Regions from separate parts of the Mus musculus genome. Here regions 1 and 3 are each linked to region 2. Evidence: chromatin loops called from intact Hi-C (ENCODE). Cell type or tissue: heart. All regions are shown on one strand.

Region 1 (8,000 bases), 120 kb before region 2:
AATCCCTGTGACCCATGTCCAGTATTTTCTCTTTAGTGTAGTCCCACAAGGGACTGTCTGTTTCTGGGCTTCAGCAACACGGATTCTTCCAAAGTCATTGCTGTTTCACCCCCTGATCTATGGGCTCTCTCCAGGATGGAGCTGCTGAGATTCACAAGTGTTGAACAGACTCCAAATGGCTTCGCTTTGAGCTATCACATCTTCTGTGAGGCAATGTCTTCAGAGAGGACCAGGCTGACAGGGACTGGCCAAGGTGAAGGGACAGAAATTAGTAAACATTTCAAAGCATTCTACCAGACTCAAAAAGATAGACTGGTTTTTATAATACATAACTTAAAGATGTGTATGATGGTACATTTCCTAGACATCTTAATACTCAGGAGGCAGAAAGATAATGAGTCATATACAAGGTCAACCTGAGCCATACACAGAGATCCTGTCTTAAACATACAAAATAACACACACACACACACACACACACACACACACACACACACACACACACACCCCAGAATGAAACAGCAACAAAGGAGATTAATCTACTACCTAGCATTATTTAACAGCTATATTCAGAGAAAAATGTTGCCCTTTTATACAAGAATAGCCTTTGCTTTGTGAGCCCAGTAAGGACTCACTCTTCTTCCTTCCTTCCTTTCTTTTTTCTTTTTTCTTCAAATTCACTGTTGACTTTGTCATGTATGTCCCCAAAGACATTAACAAAATTGGATGTTTACTTTTTGAGGTGAAACTTAGCATCCAGAATGACACACATGACTAACACATAATTCTAAATGCTTATTTAGGTGCAAAATAAACATTGTTAAATCATTTCAGTTGTGATCTGAACAAGCTTATTTTAGACGTTGCTTCTAGATCAAGAGTTTACAAACTCTTTCCAGTGGCCTCGAAGACTATGACAGTGATGTTTGTGTGAAGTGAGCAGAAACGTCAGTCTGTGAATCCCGTAGCTGTGAAGTCAAAGTCTGCAGTAGCAGACACTTAGCTCCATCTGGGTTCTTCTGTGCACACAGGAGTGTTTGCCAGTGTGAGTTTCCGAAGACAGACCAACAACAAATTTAATTATGCTTCAAATGGGTTGATAGTTGTCTATTATGAATCAAGGCTGTCCTTGGATCTAGAGTAGATGCAGAAACCCTCTGACTTCAGTGTGGTCAGACATTATGTATGGACAGGAGAGAGAATAGTCGTTGAGGGAGGTCTAGAAAATAGATGTGGTTTGAGGAGCTGGCCACCTGTGATCACCAAGAGCTCAGCTGCTGTGACTGGCTGAGACTTACTTACTTAGGGCAGCTTCAGTTTCTGTGCAGAATATCATATTATAACCAGAGAATGATAGTGTCTTTTGGCCAAACTTTGTCCTAGGTGTGCTGTAATCATAGGTAGATATGCCCTTCATATAGGTTGTCCTCAATTCACTTGATAAACACGTTCTTTGTTTAAAAATGACAAGAAGGAAAACTATACACACACACACAAAGAGATACACAACACAAACACACACAGATATACACATAGATATACAACACACACACATATAGACACACAGAGATTCACACACAGAGATACACACAAACACATATACATAAAGACATACAGATACATACATACACACAGATACACAGCACACACAAAGACACATATACTAATACACACATACTCAGACACACACAGAGACATGCAGACATACAGATATACATGGGCACATACTACTCACACAGACACATAGACATATACCCACAGAGATACACAAACACACAAACTCAAAGACACATACTCGGAGACACACACACACACCAGTCTTATGCCTGGGCTTTCTTCATTCTGGTAGTCAATATTTCCAGGCAATGAGCATGAGCTCCTTAGGAGGACATCCCCCGACATGTCATCTTATCCTTACCCCACCCTCTAGAGACTTTAGCAAGTGAAAGAGAAAACAATAGACTGTGAGAGAGAAGAGCATTGTATTTAGAAGGACTGTGAAGTAATGCTTCTGTAGATTGAATGACAGTAAACCTTTCTCGCTAAGTATTTCCTTTATTCTCATAAATAAGTCCGACAATGTGAACACAGTACAGAAATGGTTTAGGTCTGTGCTATTGCACTGGCAAGTTTTATAAAGTTCTATGTCAACACAAGCAAGCTACCATCATTTCAGAAGAGGAAACTTTAATTGAGAGCACCTCCACTGCCACCACAACCACACACACCAGGTTGGCCTGTGGGCAAGACCGTGGTGCATCTAACTTAATTATGATTAATGTTGTGGGGCCAAGCTCATTGTAGATGGTTTCATCCCTGGGCTGATACTTCTGGGTGCTTGAAGATATTAGGCTGAACAAGCCATAAGGAGCAAGACAGTTAAGAAGACCTCTTTCATGACCTGTGCATTGGACTGTGCCTCCAAGATCCAGCCCTGTTTGAGATCCTGCCCTGACTTCCCTTGGCGATAGACTGACACAAAAAGGTAAGATGAAATAGACCCTGTCTTCCCCAAGTTGCTTTTGGTTATGGCCTTTTATTAAAGCAATAGATACCCTAACCAAGACAGCTATTACTTAGAACTTGGATGTTTGCCAAATAGAAGACAAAACAAAGCCCCAGACTATTAAAAAAAATGCACAAAGAGACAAAAACAGTGTATTTATCTGACAATTATGTAGTTTTCAAAGTTTGGATTTCAAAATATTGTCAAGCTCACAGTTCTTCACCACTGAGGTCTCTGATGACAACTCTGTGCTTAGATAGGCTGCCTGAAGCAGGGATGTCATCTTAAGTCACAAAGAAAGCTGATTCCAGCCAAGCCTCACCAAGTCTGAACATGTGAAAATGGCAATAGACTTAAGCAGTCCAAATGAAGAGGAAGGGAGCAGAGGGGCAGCTCATCCCCACTGGACAAACTCGTCCTGGGAACTCAGATAAGGACTTAGCTTCATAAATACTACAAATCCGTTTTCCATTTTCCTCAAAGTCCTGGCAGAGATTCAAAGCCAGCTCGTGGAGCTGACAAGGAGGCCTGTTTTGAGCCAAAAATCTAACTGCAGAGTCTCTCGCCAGGCAGTATTAACAATAAGCTTTTTCTTTCAGAGGAGCGACAGGTTCCCACACAGCCTCTTGCCAGTAAAGCCATCTTCAAGACACTGCTGTTAAGCTGGTGACATAAGTCCCAACATTTAATGAATGTTCTTTGTGTGTGTATGTGTTGGAGGATGTATGTGCACAGTGTATGTACAGATACATGTGCACATGTGTACATGCATGCATGAGGAGACCAGACATTGATGTCAGCTATCTATGTCCCTTGCCCTCCACAGCAATCCAGGCTTTCTCACTTAACTCGAAGCTCCCCAATTTAGCTAGATTAGCTGGCCAGCAAGCCCTGGGGGTTCTGCTATCTCTGTCTCCCTAGCTCTGGAATTACAGGCACATACGGACAGATTTGATTTGGGTTCTGGGGATCCAAACTCAATTCTTCATGGTTTGGAAGCAAAGTGGCTAGCCCTTTGATGACTGAGCCACCTCTCTGGCCTGAATGCGCTCACTATTAACATTTTGTGAGACTTTAAATAACCTCACAAGATGAGAGAACTACTGGTCTCATTTGTTGACAGGGTAAGCAAGATTCATGATGGTTACATACCTTGTGGTCAAAGATCTACAGTTAAGTAGCATAGCTCCAGAGTTCATGTTCTTAAGCACTACTGCGATCACAGGAGCACACAATTACCTTCCTCTGTGTTTACACCATACACAGATAAAGTGAAGTTATTCATGTACCGAATAATTGTCTCTAAGTGTTAGACTAAATGTGACATTAAGCTACAAAAGAAAGAACGCCCATCAGAACAGCTTTAGATGCTTTTGCATCATCATTGAAATATGAATGTTGGAACTCAAGAGGAAACCAAACAAAGCAGTCACTAAATTTCGTTTGGAGAACAGAATAATCCCACCAAAGGGTAAGTTTCAAGGGATTAAAAAATCAGAATTTCTATCAACTCGAAAATGGGTATGTGGCAAAGATGTTGTTATTCATGTCATTTTTCTAGTGACTGAGCCAGAAGGACGTTAATATGAGTCTAAAGGGCACTTGGAAAGCTGCATGAGAGATTCAATAAATTCTTAAATTAAATCTAAAACTGGTTAATCTGCAGTTTAATTTAAACTGTAACCTTTAGGGCCATCTCTTCTCAGAGAGAGAAACTGTTTTGCCATTTCTATGGGCCAGAAATTTATCAGCTGATCTCTTTCTCTACAAAGATATAAACCAGAGCAGTAAGCAGAGTTCAGCCTAACACTGCTCTGAAAAACAAAACAAAACAAAACAAAAAAACATATAAGTTATGGGAGAGGGAGTCCCTGGTACATCAATGACCAATGGGAGCAGCCAGAGTTCTACCCATAAGCCCTCCACCCCTTATGCAAATTTCCAGTGGCCTCTGGTCACCATGGCAGCAAGGGACATGATGCTGTTCACCAGGGATCATGGTTAGAGGCATAGGCTTTCTCCTGATTGGTCTTTGTTCCTTTCACCTAATTTGCTTACTGGCTCCAGCCAATCAAGTCCACCTGGCTCAGTATAAACCCTCAGGCACGGCTTTTCGATCTGTTCAGTTTTGGGTGGGTGTCTGGCATGGGTAGATTTCTGACCTTCGGGCATTGGCTCTTTAGTGGGAGGAACTTCCGTTCAGCAGAGGAAGACATCTCAGACCTGCTCTTCTGATGAAGAGACCCATCACTTCTGCCAGGTTCATTCTCATTCTAAGACTTGCAGGCAACTCCTCTCATTGAGTACCCTGCTGTCACCTCTTCTTTCGCATTCCAGGGGTCACTCCTATGTGAGTGACTTCCTTCCCATTTGATCAATGTCTGGTGCCCGTCCACTTTGCTCACAGCCAGGCCAGAAAAGAAACAGCTGCATTAAAAACAAACAAACAAACAAACAAAAACAAGAAAAACATTCCTACTTGCTTCCCCACCCCCCCCCACCCCCATTTTCAAGTTCAGATAATTTTCCCTGACCATTTCTTATTAGCAAGCTCAGAGGTTCAGATTCACACGGAAAGTTTGTTACGTTGCCAAGGCAACCAGGCTCTATAATGATCCAAAGAATGGGAAGGGAGGAAGATAAGTGGGGAGGAGGGGAGGCAGGGAGGAAGGGAGGGATTGAGATTTGAGGAGAGTAGTAGGAAAAAGCAAAGTAACAAAAATCACAATTCTTCATTTTTACTTTAGCATAAATTCTATTTGGATAATCAGGCCCATTTATAGACAAGGTGACCCACTTGAAAATGATAGAGGTCAGACTGGAGAGTCAAAGTGCCTCCATTCCCTTGACACTTGGTTCCCATTATATTCTGTTCCATCTGCTGGCCAAATAGGTGTCCATTTGGACACATTTGAAGACTATAAAATGAAATGGGTGCATTACTCGCAACGATAATACTTCAGACCCGTTTTCCTTGACCTGCTCCTTGGTTCTATTTTTATTGCAAGTTAGGAAGAACTCCGAGGCTCTTCGGTAATTAAACATTTGCTGAATCTAAGGGCTGAGCAGACACCTCAGATGTGCTGAGACTCTGCTGTGCAGAATTTCCACGAACATTCCAAGAGATTGTTGGGGTTACATTTTTAAGAAGCCAAGTGCCTATTTCTGTGCTTAGGATGATAGCTTCTCTATACTGGCCTGGGTTTTATCCAATTTAGCAGACCAATACAGCAGTGTCCTTCCTTCCTTCTTTTCTTTCTTCTTCCTTTCTTTTTAAAAATTCCTTTCAAGTGAATGAAATGTCAGCTCTTCCTTAGCAGTAAAAACAAAGTACAGCATCTTACAATGGGAAATAATGGGATTAAGCTCCACATGACCCAGGCTAAACTGCAGGCTTGTTTAGCCTATTCTGGACTCACAGCACCCTGGGTCATCTTACTGCATATGCAGGCCTTTCCCTTTCCCAATTCTAGACACCTGGAAAATCTGGGCATATGAGGTAATGGTGCCCAGTTCTCTCAGATTTCGGGGTGATTTTATGTTTCTATATAGGAGTATTTGGAAAAGTTTTACAGTAAACATTTATCATTCTATTTTTGTTGATGTTGTTGTTCTTTGGTTTGTTTGTTTGTTTGTTTGTTTGTTTACTTTCTAAGATAGGGTTTCTCTGTGTAGCCCTGGTTGTCCAGAAACTCACTCTGTAGACCAGGCTGACTTTGAACTCAGAAATCCATTTGCCTCTGCCTCCCAAGTGCTGGAATTAAAAGCACAGAGCACCATGCCCAAACTTTAGCATTCTTAAAATGAGTAATGAGTTAACATGACCATGCCATTTATTTAGTATTTATTAACTTCTCTTTATTTGAGATGGAGTCTTTTTTGAGATGGACCAGGCTGCCCCTCAACTTACCATTCTCCTGTGTCTTTCAGACAGCTGCTAGAATTACAAATGTATACTGTAAGGACTAGGTTTTATCTTAATCATTAGCCTTTCGATATGTTAAAATTAAAGCACGCAGAGTTGGAGTAAAACATGTGCTCCCTCCAATACCTCCTCCCCACTGCTCTCTTTATTTGGTATGACATTGCTAACAGATAACAGAATTCCTCAGGACCTGAAGAAATAGCTCACTGCTAGAACATTTGCGCAGTACACATTAAGCTCTGGCTAAAAGAACCCTAGCACAGAAAAGGAGAAAGAGGAGGGAGGAGAGGAGAAGAAGGAAAAGAAAGAAGAGGAGGGACAGGAAGAGAATTTTTCCAAAATAAAGATAAAACCATTATCATAAACTCTCCCCCAATTAGCAAAAATTCCTTAATATTTTCCTTTGGCTCTTTAGGTATAACACTGGGCTTTGTTACTTACCCGTTGGGTTCATTGCAATCTCACGCAGTGGTATTCCAATCACTCAGTTCCTTGTGCTGTCTGTAATGGTCAGTGAAAGAAAAATACCCCCTAATTACCTATATAGTCACTGCATGATACCAAAGAGATGCTAAATTCATTCTTCATAGGGCCACTTTGTAAAATAATAATCTGATTCAAGATAGAAAAGAGTGTGTGGTTTTGATATCATCATTGTACTGGCTGGTTTTGTGTGTCAACATGATACAAGCTGGAGTTATTACAGAGAAAGGAGCCTCCCTTAAGGAAATGTCTCCATGAGATCCAGCTGTAAGGCATTTTCTCAATTAGTGATCAAGGGGGAAGGGCCCAACCCATTGTGGGTGGTACCATCCCTGGGCTGGTGGTCCTAGGTTCTATAAAAAGGCAGGCTGAGCAAGCCAGGTGAAGCAAGCCAGTAAGTAACATCCCTCTATGGCCCCTGCATCAGCTCCTGGTTCCTGACCTGCTTGAGTTCCAGTCCTGATTTCCTTTGGTGATGAACAGCAATGTGGAAAGTGTAAGCAGAATAAACCCTTTCCTCCCCAACTGCTTCTTGGTTATGATGTTTGTGCAGGAATAGAAACCCTGACTAAGGCAATAATTGACTAAGAGGCTTAAATACATTAGACATTCTTTGGTTTATCACAGTCATTCATCTTATTGTTCAGTGGTTTCAGCTTTGGCGAGTGTGGGCTTCCCACTTCCAATGAGCATCGCATCTTGGAACCTCTCAGTTTTGGCATGCTTGTCTTCTTACGAGGCTCATTTCAGTACAAGTGCTATTTAAAGCCCCCAGGAGCCTCTTTCCACGAGTAGTCTTAGAGATGAATGAACCGTTGGACAGGTAGGTTGCTTGACTTCGGGGCCACAACAGAGCTGTGTGGTCCATTTAAGAGCTAACAGGATTAGAATGAGCTTTCTCTCCATAGGATCCATAGGATTCCCATGGATCAGCTGAAGTCAAGTAGATGATGATGGACTAGAGGTATGTGAAGCAGCCATTCTAAGGTGAGGCCAAGAAGACAGGCGAAGGGCAGTGCTTCTGCTGGGATATTGAGGCAGGTAGCTGGTCTCAAGGACCACTTCTGGCTGTGCCTCTCTTCTTCA
Region 2 (8,000 bases):
CTTGTCCTTCTGCCCCCAGCTCCTCAGTAAAAGTCGACATGCTCATTTATGATTTTATGAGTTTTCTGGCATAGCGTTTATTTGCTTATTTATGTGGTGTATGTACGTGTTCACATGTGTGTGCATATGGAAGCCAGAGCTGGATGCTGGGTTTCTTCCGTGGTCGCTCCCCACCTTGTTTTTTGAGTCAGGGTTTCTCACTGAAACTGGATATCCTCCATCCATCTAGGCTTGCTGGCCCAGGAGCCAGAGGGATCCGCCCACCTTTGCTTCCCCCTGGTTCTGGGGTTACAAATGCACTGTAGCCAATGCCCGCTTTTACATGATTGCTGGAGGTCTGAATGCAGGGTCTCACCCCTACACAGCAGCCACTTTACTGAATGGCCTATGTCCAGCCCTTTGATACATTTTTGAATAAGTGATCAGATAATTAGGTGAACCCTATTAGAAAGAATGTGCATGTAGGCTTATGTTTTTCAAAACCTACTTTAGTAAGGGTTCTCAAATTCTTTAATCTCCCTTTTAAACCCACCACCCACCAGAGGTAGTGGAAGAGAGAGGTGAATTGGAAACAGGGATTGTGGACCTGTTTAGAAATAATTCTTTGGAGCCATTTCTATCTTCATTGTTGTTGGCATTTCATCTAGGCTCCGCCCCACAGTTACCTGGCAACAGCCAGATGTGCCTGACTCATAAAAGGGACTGCTTGTCCCCTCCTCGCTCTCTTGTGCTGGCTCTTGCTCTTGTTTCTCACCTTCTCTCTCCATTCCCTTCCCCCTCTCTCCATGTGGTTCTGTCTCTGTGTCTGTCTGTCTCTCTGTCTGTCTCTGCCTTTCTCTCAACTCCTCTCCCTGAATAAGTTCTATTCTATATTGTCCTGTGGCTGGTCCCTCAGGGGGTAGGAATGCCTCAGCACGGGTCTGCAGAGGCACCCCCTTCCCCTACACCACATTGCGCCCCCAACCAAACATATCCTTCTTTTCTTTTTCTTTTTATAAAGCACAGCAATTGTCAGTTGTCCAGTCCACTAGCAAAAGACCAACTTGAACCAGCAGCGAGCAGCTGCAGTCCAGTCCACATGGCAATCACCACTCAGAAACCAACAATGGCTGCTCAGTCCAGAAGAAACGGCAAGACTCTGCCAATGGGCCCAAGTCCATGGACGCAGCTAGAAGCAACCAGACCACCACCTTTGGTACATCTTTCTCTGCGAAGTCACAACAAACAAAGATCAGTGAAGAAAGTGAGGTGAACCAATGCCACAGCATTGTCAGTACAGAGCAGAAAGGTGAAGCCCAACAAAGACCAGCAATGTCAGAGCATCAGCCACTGTCTGTTGGGTTATATCTCTACTCCTTCCAAAATCGGGTACCCTCTCAAGCATTCGCTTCACCAGTCAGCTTCTTGAAAAACACCTGTCTGTCTCCAGAGAAACACCCCATGACACAACTGGGTCTCCCATGAAACCAGAAATTCCCACTTCATGTGAATCACTGGGAAATGCTGGAATCCAATACAAGAAGTAGGGCTGGTGGGTAGTCAACACCTGCCACACCTTTGACCCACTGGGGTTTTCATTCAGAGTCATCTTTCCCCTGGTGGGATCCCAGTGAGCAACTGAACAGGTAGGGATGTGGAAGCCGGGCTACTCCTGCTCCGTGTGGGGATCCTGTGATGGCAACTGCTCGGAGGCTTCCTGACAGCCGGGCTGAGACTTAGTGCCGCTGTGCAGACTGAGAGCTGCCTTCCAACACTGCCTCCTCCTCACCTTTTACCGCGTCACAGCTACATCAGAGCATTTTCTCCTGCACCGTTTCCTCCAGTCTTTCTAGCACACACAGAGTTCCATCTTGACATCTGCTTCTCCAAGGGAATCCATCATTAGGAGCTAGAGAGATGGCTCTGCGGTTAAGAGCATGCACTGTTTTTGTGGAGGACCTGGGTTTGATTCCCAACACCCACACAGTTGCTCACAGCCATCCATAACTCCAGTCCCGGGACATCTGACAGCCTCTTCTGCACATATGTGTAGATAAAGCATTCCTACACAAATAAGTGTAACTAGATCCCAGCCCCAATGGTTCAAGGCTTCCTTTTATCTGTGTTCCATAGCACATTCATTTTTGATGCACTTATTGGAAATAATAGCTCTTTCAGAGTTTGGGGGATGTTTGTTCCCCCCCCACCCCCCTGCCCCCCGAGGTGCCAGCATGGGTTTAAACCCTTCTTAGCAAGTGATGCAGGGAAATTGTGCTGGAGAGGAGCCACAGCCACGGCATGGCACGCATGCTGTCTGCAGCTGCTTTCTGCTCATGGCAGAATGAAGCAGTTGCAAGGGATCTTTGCCGTAACTGCAGTTCTCTGCCATAAATGCTTCTCCAGTTTTGCAGATCTTGTGCACCTCTTTGGAAGGCTTCATGTTCCATGGCAGTGGCTTTCGTATCTCCAATGCTTCTCCCATCCCATGCTTGCTGAGCTGAAAAGATTCTTGCAAGGCTCTGAACATGCCCCGTTTGGCAGAGAAGGAGAGATGCTGGCAGAATCTCTCAGGTGATTTCCCTCCTTGTCCTTTGGTTCCAGGTCTAGCAATAAATCAAAACCTCCAGTTCCCATTGTTGGAGCTGAACAACAGTTGCCAAAGTCACCCTGTCCTATTCTGTGAAACCTGTGCGAGAACATCTTTGTTGGGATCATTATGCAAAGGATCTTGGGAAATGAAGGTCATACTATACTGGATTACCTGGGTATGCCCTGGATGTTGTCACATTGTCCTTAAAAGAAGGAGGCAGCGGAAGATCCAACAGGCATGAGGCAGAGACTGGAGCGATGCCCCCACTAGCAAGAACAGTAGAAGAGAACAGTGAGCAAGCTCTATCCTTGAAGAGGGGGCGGGGCAGAACAGACCTGAGGCTTTCAGATCCCCTGCCTCTACTGGAAATTACATCCCACTGCCCTAACCCCAACAGACACCTTTGAAAGAGCTCTCTCCTCTCCTTCCCCTTTCCTCTCTTCATCCCCTTCCATCCCTTCTCATCTTCCTCCTACTCCTTCTCTCCCCTCCTTCCTCTCTCTCCAAAGCAAGACATATATTGTAGGGAACAAACCATTACAAACTTCTGCTGGTTCTCCAGCTTCTGTCTGTATTTTGGGTCACCCCAGTAAAGATTGTCCCAGGACGCTCCAAAGGAGTCTTTTCTCAGAGGAACCTGGGGCAGGGGCAGGGGGTGGGGGTGGGGGTGGGAGGACTTCCTATAACCTAGCAAGGGTTTCCTCTATGTATCTTCTTGGACCCTAACTGACCAGCTCCATTCATGGCAGTCAATCAAAATGCTAATTATTAAGTGACCTGTCGCCCCAGCAAAGCACCTACCGCTCTGTGCTTTGAGGTACATGGCTGACTTTTGTAAGTCTGCTTCCTCACACTTCCTTCTGTGAGGTACTTATACAGCCATCCTCATTTTTACATGTAAATAACCTATGGTCCTGAGTATGAATTATTTCAGCAGCCAAAATGACAGTTGTCCCTGGTATACATATCTCAAGCTCTGAAAGGATTTGAGGAGACGAAGCTGCCTCTTAACAGCAGCCCGGGCACTCTGATGCTGGTGCTGTGATAATTTTCTTCACGATTTCCCACCTCTTTCCACCCAAATTTAGTTAACAAAAGAACAGGTACCCAGCCAGGTACAGGGTATTTTACTCCCTGAGATGTGCTGACACCTGCTGGCAGATGAAAGAATAACACCACCAAGGAATTTCATAAAAAGCCCTTGTGGGCCTTACAGGAAGTAGTAGGTTGAAGAAGGCAACCGAAACTTACTTGATGATAGTGATGAAGACAGGTCAGAAAGCCCAAAAGGATACCAGGGAAGCTGAGCGGACCCGGAGTCTAAGGTTAAGCATCTAGCCCGGTCGGACTCTCCACGAAACCTCACAAACCCTCTATTGCCCGGTGGCCACAAACAGCTTGGGTCCTGAGATGTAAGCGATAATACCTTTCACCTAAAGCCAGTAACAGAACTGCACAGGCATCCACCGGGTAATGCTGAGCAACGCCTCACTCCCGCTTTCCTGTCACATGTTCTAGAGCCATCTATAACCCAGTTACTGTTGATGCAAGGTGTGTTTAGGTGGTGTCTCAGTTAGGGTCACTAATGCAACGATGGAACAACACGACTAAAAGCAACCTGGGCAGGAACGGGTTAATTTGGCTTACACTTCCGCATCACTAGAGGAAGTCAGGAAGTCAGGTAGGGCTGGAACACGGAGGCAGGAGCTGATGGAGCGGACATGAAGGGGGACTGCTTACTGGCTCTCTCCCCAGGGCTTGCTCAGCCTGCTTTCTCATAGAACTCAGGACCGCCTGCCTAGGGAAGGTACCACCCACAATGGACTGGGTCCTTCCACATCAGTCATTAAGAACTTGCTCTACAGGCTGATCTGATGGAGGCGTTTTTTCCAACTGGGGTTTCCTCCTCTCAGGTGACGCTCATCTGTGTCAAGTTGACATAAAATTAGGCAACACAATTGGCCCTTTGTCAATTGACACACAATGCTTTTAAGACACAACCCTTCCATTTTGTGGTTCATCCCCAAGATCTCAGATAGATAAACATCACGAACATAAAACATGTTACAAACTTAAATTTTCACAGTCTTTACCAATTCAAACACTTTAAGAGCTATCTCTGTAAAATTCAATGTCTCCTTTATACATACACACACACACACACACACACACACACACACACATATATATATATATAAAACTTTTATTTATATGAGTACATTGTAGCTGTCTTCAGACACATCAGAAGAAGGCATCAGATCCCAGTACAGGTGATTGTAAACCACCATGTGGTTGCTGGGAATTGAACTCTGGACCTCTGGAAGAGCAGTCAGTGCTCTTAACCACTGAGCCATCTCTCCAGCTCCCCAAGGTCACTTTTAAATCTAAAATCTTGTCTAAGAACAGTCTCTTAACTGTGGACTCCTATAAAATAAGCTAAATACTTTCTTACTTCAAGAGGGAAAAAATAGCACACAGTCACAATCTAAGCAAAGCTAAGCCGTACTCCAACAGTATAAATAATTCAATGTGCAGTATCTGGGATTCACTCACAACATCCTGGGCTTCTCCCAGGGCCTTGGGTCACTTCTTCAGCTCTGCCCTCTGTAGCACACATGGCTTATCTTGTAAGCTTGGCCAGGACCCATGGCTGCTCTTCTTGGTGGTCATCCCATGATACTGGCATCTCCAAAATGCTGGGGTCTTCTACTGCAACCAACAGCCTCTCCTGGACTTTCTTAATGTTGCAACGCTTCAACTTTTCTTCATGGTCTCTTCATTCCTAGGCTTTCGCCTGCCACTGAGGCTGCACTTTCACCAATGGCCTCTCCTGGACTCAGTGCCAAGCAAGCCTCACCTGTTCTCTGTGGCCCCCTCATGACTACCCAGTACCACCGGGGTGACTCTCATCCATGCCCAAACTTGGCTGTCAGTACAAGGCAGAACCTTGGCTGCCTCTGAATACAGCTGGCATGTGATGACTCTAAGGACACACTTCCCAGATTTCACCTCAACGATGCTGGCCTCTTCCTAATCATGGCTGATTCTTTGGCCCCAGCCTACCAGCATCCACTGTCCCAGCAAAGTAAAGGTTTGTCTTTAGTGGTTTTGGTCTTTTGTTAATCACAGAGAATTCTTCAGCTTCATCTGACCAGAACCACAGATTCTTAACACATAAGGCCTGGTAGAATCTTTGCTTCCCTCTGAAACGTCACAAGCCAGGCCTCCATCATCTGCACTGCTTTCAACACTCTTATCTTCCAAGATCCTATAGAACATCCCACGGAGATCTCAATACTCTGGGCTTCTCTAGCCCAAAGTTTCAAAAATCCTTCCACAATCCCCCCCTAAGCAACATGGCCAGGTGTCTCACATTATCCCACTATGCTGATCCCAACTTCTGCCTTCCGGTTGCTATTGCTGTGATGACACACACTGTGACCAAAAGCAAGTTGTAGGGCAAAGGGTTTATCTGTCTTACACTTGAACTCTCATGGTCTATCACAAAAGGAAGTCGGAGAAGGCCGTCAAGCAGGGCAGGAACCTGAATGCAGAGGCCATGGAAGGGTGCTGCTTATTAGCTTTCTCTCTATGGGTTTCTCAGCCTGCTTTTTTATAAAACCCAGGACATCCAGCCTAGTGATGATCTTACCCACAATGGAATGGGCCCTCCCCTCCCCCACACTAACTAATTAAGAAAATGAGGTGCAGCGTGATCATACAGCATTTCCTCAACTGGGGTTCCCTCCATTCTCAGAGGACTCTTGACTGTGTCGAGTTGAAATAAAATTAGCCAGCATGGGTGGATACCAAACAGCAAACAAACAAAGAAAGTCAAGTCACACAAAGCTATCTGGGCATTCAAAGTAATGAAGTACTGCTTCAGTTCAGGAGATAGAGCCAGAAAGACCAGGCAGGAACCACACTGCAGAGCTCCAGCTTATAGGAGCTTCAGCCCTTTTCCATTCCTTAAGCTTGGTTGGGAAATCTGGGCCATGAGTTAGCAGGCGCAGGCTCATCCTCTCCATGTTACCTGGTCTACTCTCTGCCAGGCATTTTGTATGTCCCTTGATCCCAAATAATGATGGTAATATTCTTGTTTGTTGAACACATATGTAAGCTGAGTATCATGTTGCATAGCTCCGTGGCTCTGTAAAATCACTGTGAAATGTGGCCTTCATTCCCTTCTCACCGCTCTGAGATCTGCAGCCCATAGAAAATTGTAAGCAGAGACCGTACACCAAGAAAGACACATCAGGATTTGCTGACATTTAATGAGGCCATGCTGTCATGGTCTTTGACCCATGCCAGGGGATCATTTCCAGCACGACAGAAGCAAAATCGCAAACATCACCTCTCTTAAAACGTGGGGTGCGTGGGGGAAACTCCTCCCTTAAGGGAAGATAACTTCAGTGTACCTTGGTCCAGAACCTAAAATGTTATCCATAGAAGCACATGATTTTCATTACTATCCTGATAATAACTCAAGTTTGTGTTATATTGATGTAAAACTAGCTAGCACAATATAATATTAGAATACCCAGCTCAAGGGGCTGGGTGGATACATGCATGTGAGACAGACGTAAGGAAACACAATGAATTCAGAGGCGCTACTGAAGATTCTAATATTATGGCCAGGTTCTGAACTGGTGTAGCTGCTGTGAGAAACGGTTTGGCTCCTCAAAAAAGCTGAATACAAGATTTCCTTATGGTCCAGCAACTCTGTGCTTCTGCAGAAATCAAAAGGACTGGAAACAAAAGGCCTCAGGTTGATGTGCGTGCACACACATTTGGGTACTGCGTTAATTACTTTCACATCACTGTGGCCAAGCACCTTGCAGAAGCAACGTAAAAGAACAGAGACTTACTATAGCCCATAATTCGGAGGGTCTATGGTGAGAGGGGAGGCATGCAGCTGGCATGGCCAGGCTAAGTGATGGGAGTCTGCTCTGGAAGTTTCTTGAAGTGTTGACTAAGAGACAGAGTGCCCCAGCTCAAAGTGGACTCTGGGTATAACCCATGAAGACCAACCTCAAGGACCCAGGTTGACCTAATCCTTAAAAGTTCTACAACTTCCCAAAACGATGCCACGAGCTGGAGACCAAGTATTTTCAACACAGGAGCCTGTGAATGGCGTTCCATATTCAAGCCATAAGAAGTACCGTCATTTACTGTGAGAGAGAGAGAGAGAGACTCAAGTACGTATCTCTAGGTAAATGGATAGAAAAACTCGATGTCTGTGATAACATATAATTCTGCCTAGAAAAAGGAAAGGAAATTGAAACATATTACAGTGTGGGACATTCTTGAAGATGTCATTGTAAGCAAAAATAAACCAGTCACAGAAAGACAAATATTGTGGGTTTTGATGCACATGAAGTCCTTTGATACACATTCATAAATACAGAGAGTAGAAGGAAGACCAGCAGAG
Region 3 (8,000 bases), 660 kb before region 2:
TGTGATAAAGCCACACATCTCTAAACCCTATATAAGGACAAAACCACTAAGTATATAGGGATGCTCCCTGGCGGCCTAGTGGTTAGGATTCAGTGCTCTCACAGCTGCAGCCCAGGTTTGATTCCTGGTCAGGGACGCCTCTCTTCTTCCTCTCTGTATCTTCACTTCCTGAAACCTCGATCCTCTCCCAGGTGGTGGTGGTGCACACCTTTGATCCCAGATTTGGGAGGCAGATGCAGGAGGATTTCTGAGTTTGAGGCCAAGCCTGGTCTACAGAGTGAGTTCCAGGACCACACAGAGAAACCCTGTCAAAAATCAATCAATCAATCAATCAATCAATCAATCAACAAGCTAAGTATATTGGATTGGGGGGTTAGAGGTTGGGAGGTAGGTAGATCTCCATCCATTCCTGGAATTCCATGTTTCAATTATGAATAGTTCTCCTCTTATTAAAGTTTTTCCCCCCATAGGATGAGCTATCCAAATGCCAGGGAAAGAGAGAGAAAAGGTCTCTTGAGAAACCCATATGGGTGTACACTGTGACTTTTGTTTTGTTTTGTTTTGTTTTTCGAGACAGGGTTTCTCTGTGTAGCCCTGGCCGTCCTGGAACTCACTCTGTAGACCAGGCTGGCCTTGAACTCAGAAATCCACCTGCCTCTGCCTCCCGAGTGCTGGGATTAAAGGTGTGCGCCACCACGCCCGGCTGCACTGTGACTTTTTAGCAAGACTTCCTTAGTGTGGCTTGTTTGTAAGTTCTTTCTATAAGAGTGCCATAAATCTGGAAACACCGGTGGATCGAGGAGAGGAATTCATTCTTCAAAGGCAACTTCATGTGGAAGCTCCCAGAATCAAAATGGAGTCACATGCGTCAACCAGACAAGACATTATTCAGGAAGGTCTCCCGTAAGTACGATGGCTTTAGAGAAAAAGGCTTCCCAGACCACAATTTTGCACAAGGACCACTGCAATCTCACACAAAACTTGCTTCTGTGCTAACAGCTGCATAGTGATGGACACATCAACACCAGGCTGGCATCTCCTGTGAGTTTCAGTGCTGTGGACAGGAATTATTGTATTAAAATATCTTGTGAGGTTTCCCTGCTTTGTCTTTAAGAACATCCAGTCCATATACTCAAAGTTTCCTCTGGCAATGCCCTGACAGTCTACTCCCAAGTGAGTCGCCTCACTTTTAACTACACTTTAGATGACCTCTGTTATTTCCATTGACGGGGTGAAGAGGGGTTGCCTAAGTGAGGCTTCTCAGAAGGGGAATTACCTGAGGTGTTAATGGAAGCCTGAATGGGAGGTCTTTAGAATGTTTCTTGAACCTCGCTGTTGGAGCTTGGTGGTCTGCAAATGAGCAGGTTTTGACTTTATGTGTACTGGCTGGTTTTATACCAACTTGGCACACATTAAAGTCATCAGAGAAGAAGGAGCCTCACTTGAGAAAATGCTTCTAGCAGATCTGGCTATAAGGCATTTTCTTAATTAATGTCTGATTTGGGAGGCGCCAGCACATTGTGGATGGTGCAATCCCTGGGCTGGTGGTTCTGAGTTCTATAAGAAAGCAGGTTGAGCAAGCCATGGGGAGCAAGCCAGTCAGGCAACACCCCTTCATGGCCTCTGTGTCAGCTCCTGCCTCTAGGTTCCTGACCCCTTTGAATTCTCTTTTCTTTTCTTTTCTTTTCTTTTCTTTTCTTTTCTTTTCTTTTCTTTTCTTTTCTTTTCTTTTCTTTTCTTTTCTTTTCTTTTCTTTTCTTTCTTTCTTCCTTCCTTCCTTTCTTTCTTTCTTTCTTTCTTTCTTTCTTTCTTTCTTTCTTTCTTTCTTTCTTTCTTTCTTTCTTTCTTTCTTTCTGAGACAGGGTTTCTCTGTATAGCCCTGGCTGTCCTGGAACTCACTCTGTAGACCAGGCTGGCCTTGAACTCAGAAATCCACCTGCCTCTGCCTCCCGAGAGCTGGGATTAAAGGCATGTGCCACCACGCCTGGCCCCTTTGAGTTCTTGTCCTGGCTTTCTTCAATGATGGACTATAATGTAGATGTGTAAGCCAAATTAGCCCTTTCCTCCCCAACTTGGTTTTTGCTCATTGTGTTTCATCACAGCAATAGAAACCCTAGGGCATTGTGCTTCTAGGGTCCCGGATGAGGTTCATGCTGTCTGTAAAACACACTGTGGGTAGCTGGACCCTAGATCCCTTGGCAGGTCGTTGTGCAAAACCTTCCAGGCATGATATGTTCAGGAGACACTTGGGTGTTTGCGTGGACACAGTACTGGTTGTCTCTTGAGAAGACGTGCGGCGAGGCACAGGCAGGGAGAGTAGTCTCTCTGTGGAGAGCTATGGAGGCTTGCCTCTGCACACAGAGGAGTCCCTTCACAGGACTACATGTTTAAAAGGATTCAGATGTGGAAGGTCTGAACTGCAGAGTCCCAGGTGCATCCTGTTCACTGGCGTGTATTAAGGTTCTCAGTCTTTTTGTGGTGCTTGCTGCTGCTATTTATGATTCTTTTTCCCTTTTATTTTTTATTTTGTTGATACATAATCATGCACATCTATGGGGTACGTGTTATATGTGCATTTTGCAAAGGTCAAAGTAAGGTCATGGACATATCTATCAGCGTAACTAGTTAACTAGCGTGGTTGCTTGTCCTGACTTTGCGTCGCATCTCTTTGTAACTAGCACTGAGGTCTGTTTCCATACTGAAAGGAGAGCCAAGGAAAGGCTTCTAATGCAGGTGACTTTCTCAGTGACTCACAGCCAGCCGAGCAGAAGTGTCACAGGCGTCCAGAAGTACATGGGTTCAACTAAGTGGCATTCTATTCCCAAATCGCTTGACTTCTCAGTGATCCACATTGAAGATACATCAGCCTGTCTTTATAGACCTTTTGGGGGGGGGTCCGCTTGAATTCCTACCTGGGCACCCACTTATTAGTTACCTTTTATTTGAAAGACCTAGTGAAGGTGGATTCATTCACCTTTAGTTAACAACATTTTGATCAGTCCAGGGCTTCAAAGGAAGCTTTCAGTTGTCCAGAAGAGGGCAGTCTCTCTCCACATTTCAGAGTTCCCACGCGTACCTCCCGCCGATCTTGTCTAGGATAAAACCGGTTCCGCCAGTTTTCCTCTTCTCCAACCGCTCTCTTAATTAGGCTCCGCGTTCTTTTAGTCTCACATAGTCTTATTTCTACTTCTAAATATACTAAATATACCGAGCTCCCACCGCTGTGTCTCCCCCTTGGCTTCCTTCCCTTCCAAATGCCAGCTGCTCTCTTATCCAGAGAGTGTTTATAAGCACCTGTCCAGAATATCCCAATGCCTCTCTAACAGTGAAGAAAATAAACGCGTACAACAAGCAGGGAAGGCCTGAATCTATCACCCTGGTGGTCATAATCATGAGAATCAAGCTGCAATCTGTTTCTCGGGTGTCTTTGCCTTTTTCTGTCCCCTGCAAAACCACCTTCTTGTGGGTTTTGTAATAACGGTTCAGGACAAAGCCTTCACTGTCCATAGAAGTGGTGTAGCCTTTGAGAGTCTCAGCGTTTGTCTATACAGATCTATCAGTGACAGCTACCCTCAGAAATACATGGTACTATAAAGATTTCTGATCTCTAGAGCCGGCATAATGAAAGATACCATTGTTGCCATCAACAAATGACTCAGAGTCTCCCAGAATCCTTTAAGAACTGTTCCAACTCCTTGCCTTCCGTCTACTGACGTTGTCCTTAAGGGACTAACTAGTCTTTCTTCTTCTTCTTCTTCTTCTTCTTCTTCTTCTTCTTCTTCTTCTTCTTCTTCTTCTTCTTCTTCTTCTTCTTCTTCTTCTTCTTCTTCTTCTTTTCTTCTTCTTCTTCTTCTTCTTCTTCTTCTTCTTCTTCTTCTTCTTCTTCTTCTTTTCTTCTTCTTCTTCTTCTTCTTCTTCTTCTTCTTCTCCTTCTCCTTCTCCTTCTCCTTCTCCTTCTCCTTCTCCTCCTCCTCCTCCTCCTCCTCCTCCTCCTCCTCCTCCTCCTCCTTCTCCTTCTTTTCTTCTTCTTCTTCTTTTTCAAATTTAAATTGTTAACCTTACGATATGAGTGTTTTGTCTACATGCACATATGTGCACCCCATAGGTGCCAGGTACCTGAAGAGGGTGTGGGATACTCTAGAACCAGAGTTACACACGATTATGAGCCACCATGTGGATGCTGATAATCAAACTAAGGTTCTCTGGAAGAGTAATTGGTGCTCTTAACCTTTGTACCAACTCTCCAGCCCCATATCTTGCTGGCTTTTAATTGGTCAAGACTGAGAACTAAATTTGACTCTCGTTAAGTCCTCAAAGGTTTCTAAAAAGCCCCTTGCCTATATAGAATGTTCATAAGTTGTTCAACAAACATGTAAAGAAGGGGAGTTTTTATTTTTATTTTTTATTTGGGCAGTTCTGCAACTTATTCCACATCCATCCATCCGGTTAGTTCTCATCCACATTGACCGTCTGGAGATTTTTGAATATGGTAACAGGCACATAAATTGAGCTTCTCTTGGTGATTATGTTTTCTGGACAAAGTTATTCAGATGTGATACAGGACATTTCTTATTCCCTTGGCCCAGATGGCTTTATTGAGCCTGGTGTCAATGCGCACATCTGTAGTCCCCATTTCCTTCAGGGTAAAATTTTGAATTTAGTGCTCGAGGAGCTCACTTCATTCTTTTAAAAAGTATTTATTTATTATATGTGACTACACTGTAGCTGTCTTCAGACACCGGAGAAGAGGGGGTCAGATCTCATTATGGGTGGTTGTGGATGGTGGCTGCTGGTATTTGAACTCAGGACCTTCCCTCACCAATGACAGAATGGCCCTTCTTCTTGACACCCTTCTTTGTGGGAGCCATTCTGGCCGGCCCAATCTGGAAAGGAAGGGCGCAAGGGATTGTGGGATGAAAAAATCTCGTAGCCATACAACTTCGGGGTCAGGAGGAGGCCAGAAATGAAGTTTTTAAGTCAGCCCGTTCATCAATAAGGAACTGAATTCTGTCCACTCTGCTTTATGTCTCTCTCTCTCTCTCTTTTAAGACTTATTTATTCATTATATGTAAGTACACTGTAGCTGACTTCAGACACTCCAGAAGAGGGAGTCAGATCTCGATACCGATGGTTGTGAGCCACCATGTGGTTGCTGGGATTTGAACTCTGGACCTTTGGAAGAGCAGTCAGGTGCTCTTACCCACTGAGCCATCTCACCAGCCCTGCTTTATGTCTCTTCCTTGATGCAGCTACGTTTGAGCCCTGTGATGGCTGTGACACAGCACCAGGGCTCTCCCTCAAGCTCCTCCCTCTGAGGTTGCAGATGTACGGGGCGGGGGTGGGGGGGGGGTGAGGGGAAGGACCATTCTCCACCACCTCTGCCAGCACGCTGCGCTGCTCTTGTGGAGGGCAAGTTGCTTGGATTCCCAGTTTTAGTGTCGGCTTTCACTGCCACTTGGACTTGCCGTGGAGCTCTGACATGTGACTACATTGCTTATGGTGAGAAACTCATCTGCATCTGGGGGTTCTGGCCTTAGGCAGCGCGCCCCTTGTGTGCATCGGGTTGGAGGCAGCTGTCTCACATGTGGCCCTGAGCCCAGGTGGCCCGGCGTGCCATTTACAGGCAGTGGTTCTACTCTCATGCTAAGTGAGCCTTGCTTTAAGACTGCTCTGTGCAGCTTCTCAACCAGCTGTCCCTGACCAGAGCCACCGTGACAGGAGGGGCCACCCCAGATCAGGCTCCTTCTTCTCCTGGGATAGCATGTAGGGGCCTGCTCATGCCCCAACAGGATCCCTGCTAGGAAGGCTGTTCAAGCCTTCCTCTCTGCTGATGAACCCTTTGAGGACTAGCATCTCAATGGAGTATAAGCCTGATTTCTCAAGAGTGGAGAGTGGAGAACCACGCTGGAAAGTTGAAGCTAAAAGTTTCCATTTGAACTCTCAAGAAAACCGAGAAACCTGCCATACGCCAGCAAATAGGCAGTCTTGAAGCTCAATTAGTAATTAATACTTCAAAAACGGAACACAAAAAGAAAGACTTGATGGCTTCTAAAGACCAGAGCGACTGGTATGTTTTGACCAGGAAGACTTCTGCTGGATTACAGAGCGCCTGAAGTCTCCAGTCCTGAGTTCCTATTTCACTTTTCTTTTTGTCTCTCCAGCTGACATGGAGGGCCAAGCAACACTCCGATGATAGCCGCCCTTCCTGAGAGCACAGGCGAGGGGCTGCCAAGCAGCGGGATGCTAAGGTACCATCTGCTACTGGATGCATCTCCCTGCAGCTCTGTGGGAGCCACCGTGGTGCCAGGTGCAGATCCCTTTCATCTTTCTCCAAAGAGAACCACCTGTCAACCTGCAGATGGAGCAGGTCAAAGGTCGAACAATATAAATACTCCTCGCCACAGTGTCGCTTTGGGTGGTCTACTTACGTCTTTATTAGTCTTAAAATATGTCTTTTAAAAAGTAGATAATATTCTTTCTATCAACCCATAAAAGATACTGTATCATTAGATGGTTAACCCCAGCTTCTGGACAACCGGAACAGAATTCAAGTACAAACTAATTCAGTTTTGATGAAGTGTAACAAGCATTGTGTGGCCAAACTAAACAGCACCTGCCCTGACACATTGGGGGGAGGGAGGGAGAATAGCCCAGTTCTGTCTATTATTAAAGAGTACACAAACACATAAAGAATCAACTATGTATCACAAGCATACAAATTACACTATTTTTAATATCTGTTACAAAAAGATCCTGACCACTGTTGGTTCGTATAAATAATATATCTTTAGGTTATTATAAGAGTCAGGGTGTTTTGCAGCAATTTGTGCTCTAAATCTATTGCTAGTTCCCTCTGGGGGAAAAAATTTAAGTAGCTCTATATTGTAGGGGGAAAAAAAAAGAACTTCACGCTTTTGACACAAATACATATGTCAACACCAGGGAAGGCACGGAAGCATGTAGCAATCTTCCTAAATGCTCCTGAAGCCACAGCAAAAGCCAATGGAATGAAATGCATTTCTATGGTAGTTGCTAATTTAATATCTTCTGCTGCAAAAGAGAACTTTTTTCTTTGGTCAGCAAGGACAGCAAACACTGCCAGTCTACAAATATGCATATACACATATATATTTACATACATACATATATAAGAGCATCTGAAGAACATGGCACATGTTCACATACATCTTCAGCGTGTCTTGCTTGGAACTTTCACTTATGTGTGGGTCTTAAACATCTCCAATGTTCTGGATAAACAAACAGGAGAATTTTGAATCTTTACCATAGACCATCTAAGCAGAAGTTTTATGACTAGTGGGTAAGAAATGCTTGTCTTTCAGGGTTTTTTTTTTTTTTTCTTCTCTGTGAATGAAAATATGTGGATACTTTGTCTAGGGACTTTGGTGTCTGGTTACACTTGCTATAGAGCAGTTACCATGACTCTCTGTGCTGATTGGAATAGGTTTGACCACCATAGATTCACATGTTTGAATGCTTGGCCCTAAGGGAGTGGTACTATTAGGAGCTGTGGCCTTCTTGGAGTAGGTGTGGCCTTGTTGAAGGAAGTATGTCACAGTGGAGGTGGGCTTTGAGGTCTTAAATATAAACTCAAGCTATGGTCCAGTGTGGAATCAGAGCCTCCCCCTGGCTGCCTGTGGAAGGAAAGCCAGTCTCCTTTTGCTACCAGTAGACCAAGATGTAGAACTCCTGGCTCCTCTAGCACCATGCCTGGCTGCATGCTGTCATGCTTCCTCCCATGATAATAATGGACCTGTGAAACTGTCAGCCAGCCCTAATTAAATGCTTACCTTTACCAGAGTTGCCATGGTCATGGTGCCTATTCACAGCAATAAAACTGAAACTAAGGCACTCACTTTTCCCCATGAGATAGGAGCCTTAGATAAATCATGAAGCAGTGTGGAGAAAACTGGGGGTTTTCATGGGGTTGAATTAACACTTAATTAAACTGGAGCCAGCTTTGCTTTTCCCAGCTCTAGTTG

What was found. A loop is a pair of places that touch in the nucleus more often than their neighbours do. Peaks named below come from ENCODE experiments on the same cell type or tissue, not always from the same donor. Only the 100,000 strongest peaks of a DNase experiment are listed, where the experiment ranks them.
Region 1: it touches region 2 in a loop (2.2-fold over the local background); 2 of 42 quality-filtered maps call a loop at or near these places.
Region 3: a loop joins it to region 2, with 2.3 times the contacts of the local background. A loop is called at or near these places in 9 of 42 quality-filtered maps.

Annotation. Positions count from the first base shown.
Region 1 is chr8:35,980,394-35,988,393 of GRCm38, reverse strand. No RefSeq gene overlaps it. Among named protein-coding and RNA genes, the nearest start is that of Gm39163, 82 kb to the left of the region's middle. In heart, no CTCF peak of the experiment used is centred here; a DNase peak (open chromatin) is centred at 3,043; H3K27ac peaks cover 618 bases.
Region 2 is chr8:35,856,141-35,864,140 of GRCm38, reverse strand. 5430403N17Rik (RIKEN cDNA 5430403N17 gene) reads left to right here. Exons shown (of 3, transcript NR_046181.1): 3 at 1-56. Among named protein-coding and RNA genes, the nearest start is that of 5430403N17Rik, 23 kb to the left of the region's middle. In heart, a CTCF peak has its summit at 3,727 (motif pointing left); no DNase peak of the experiment used is centred here.
Region 3 is chr8:36,518,162-36,526,161 of GRCm38, reverse strand. No RefSeq gene overlaps it. Among named protein-coding and RNA genes, the nearest start is that of Trmt9b, 64 kb to the right of the region's middle. In heart, a CTCF peak has its summit at 3,035 (motif pointing right); no DNase peak of the experiment used is centred here; H3K4me3 peaks cover 518 bases; H3K27ac peaks cover 334 bases.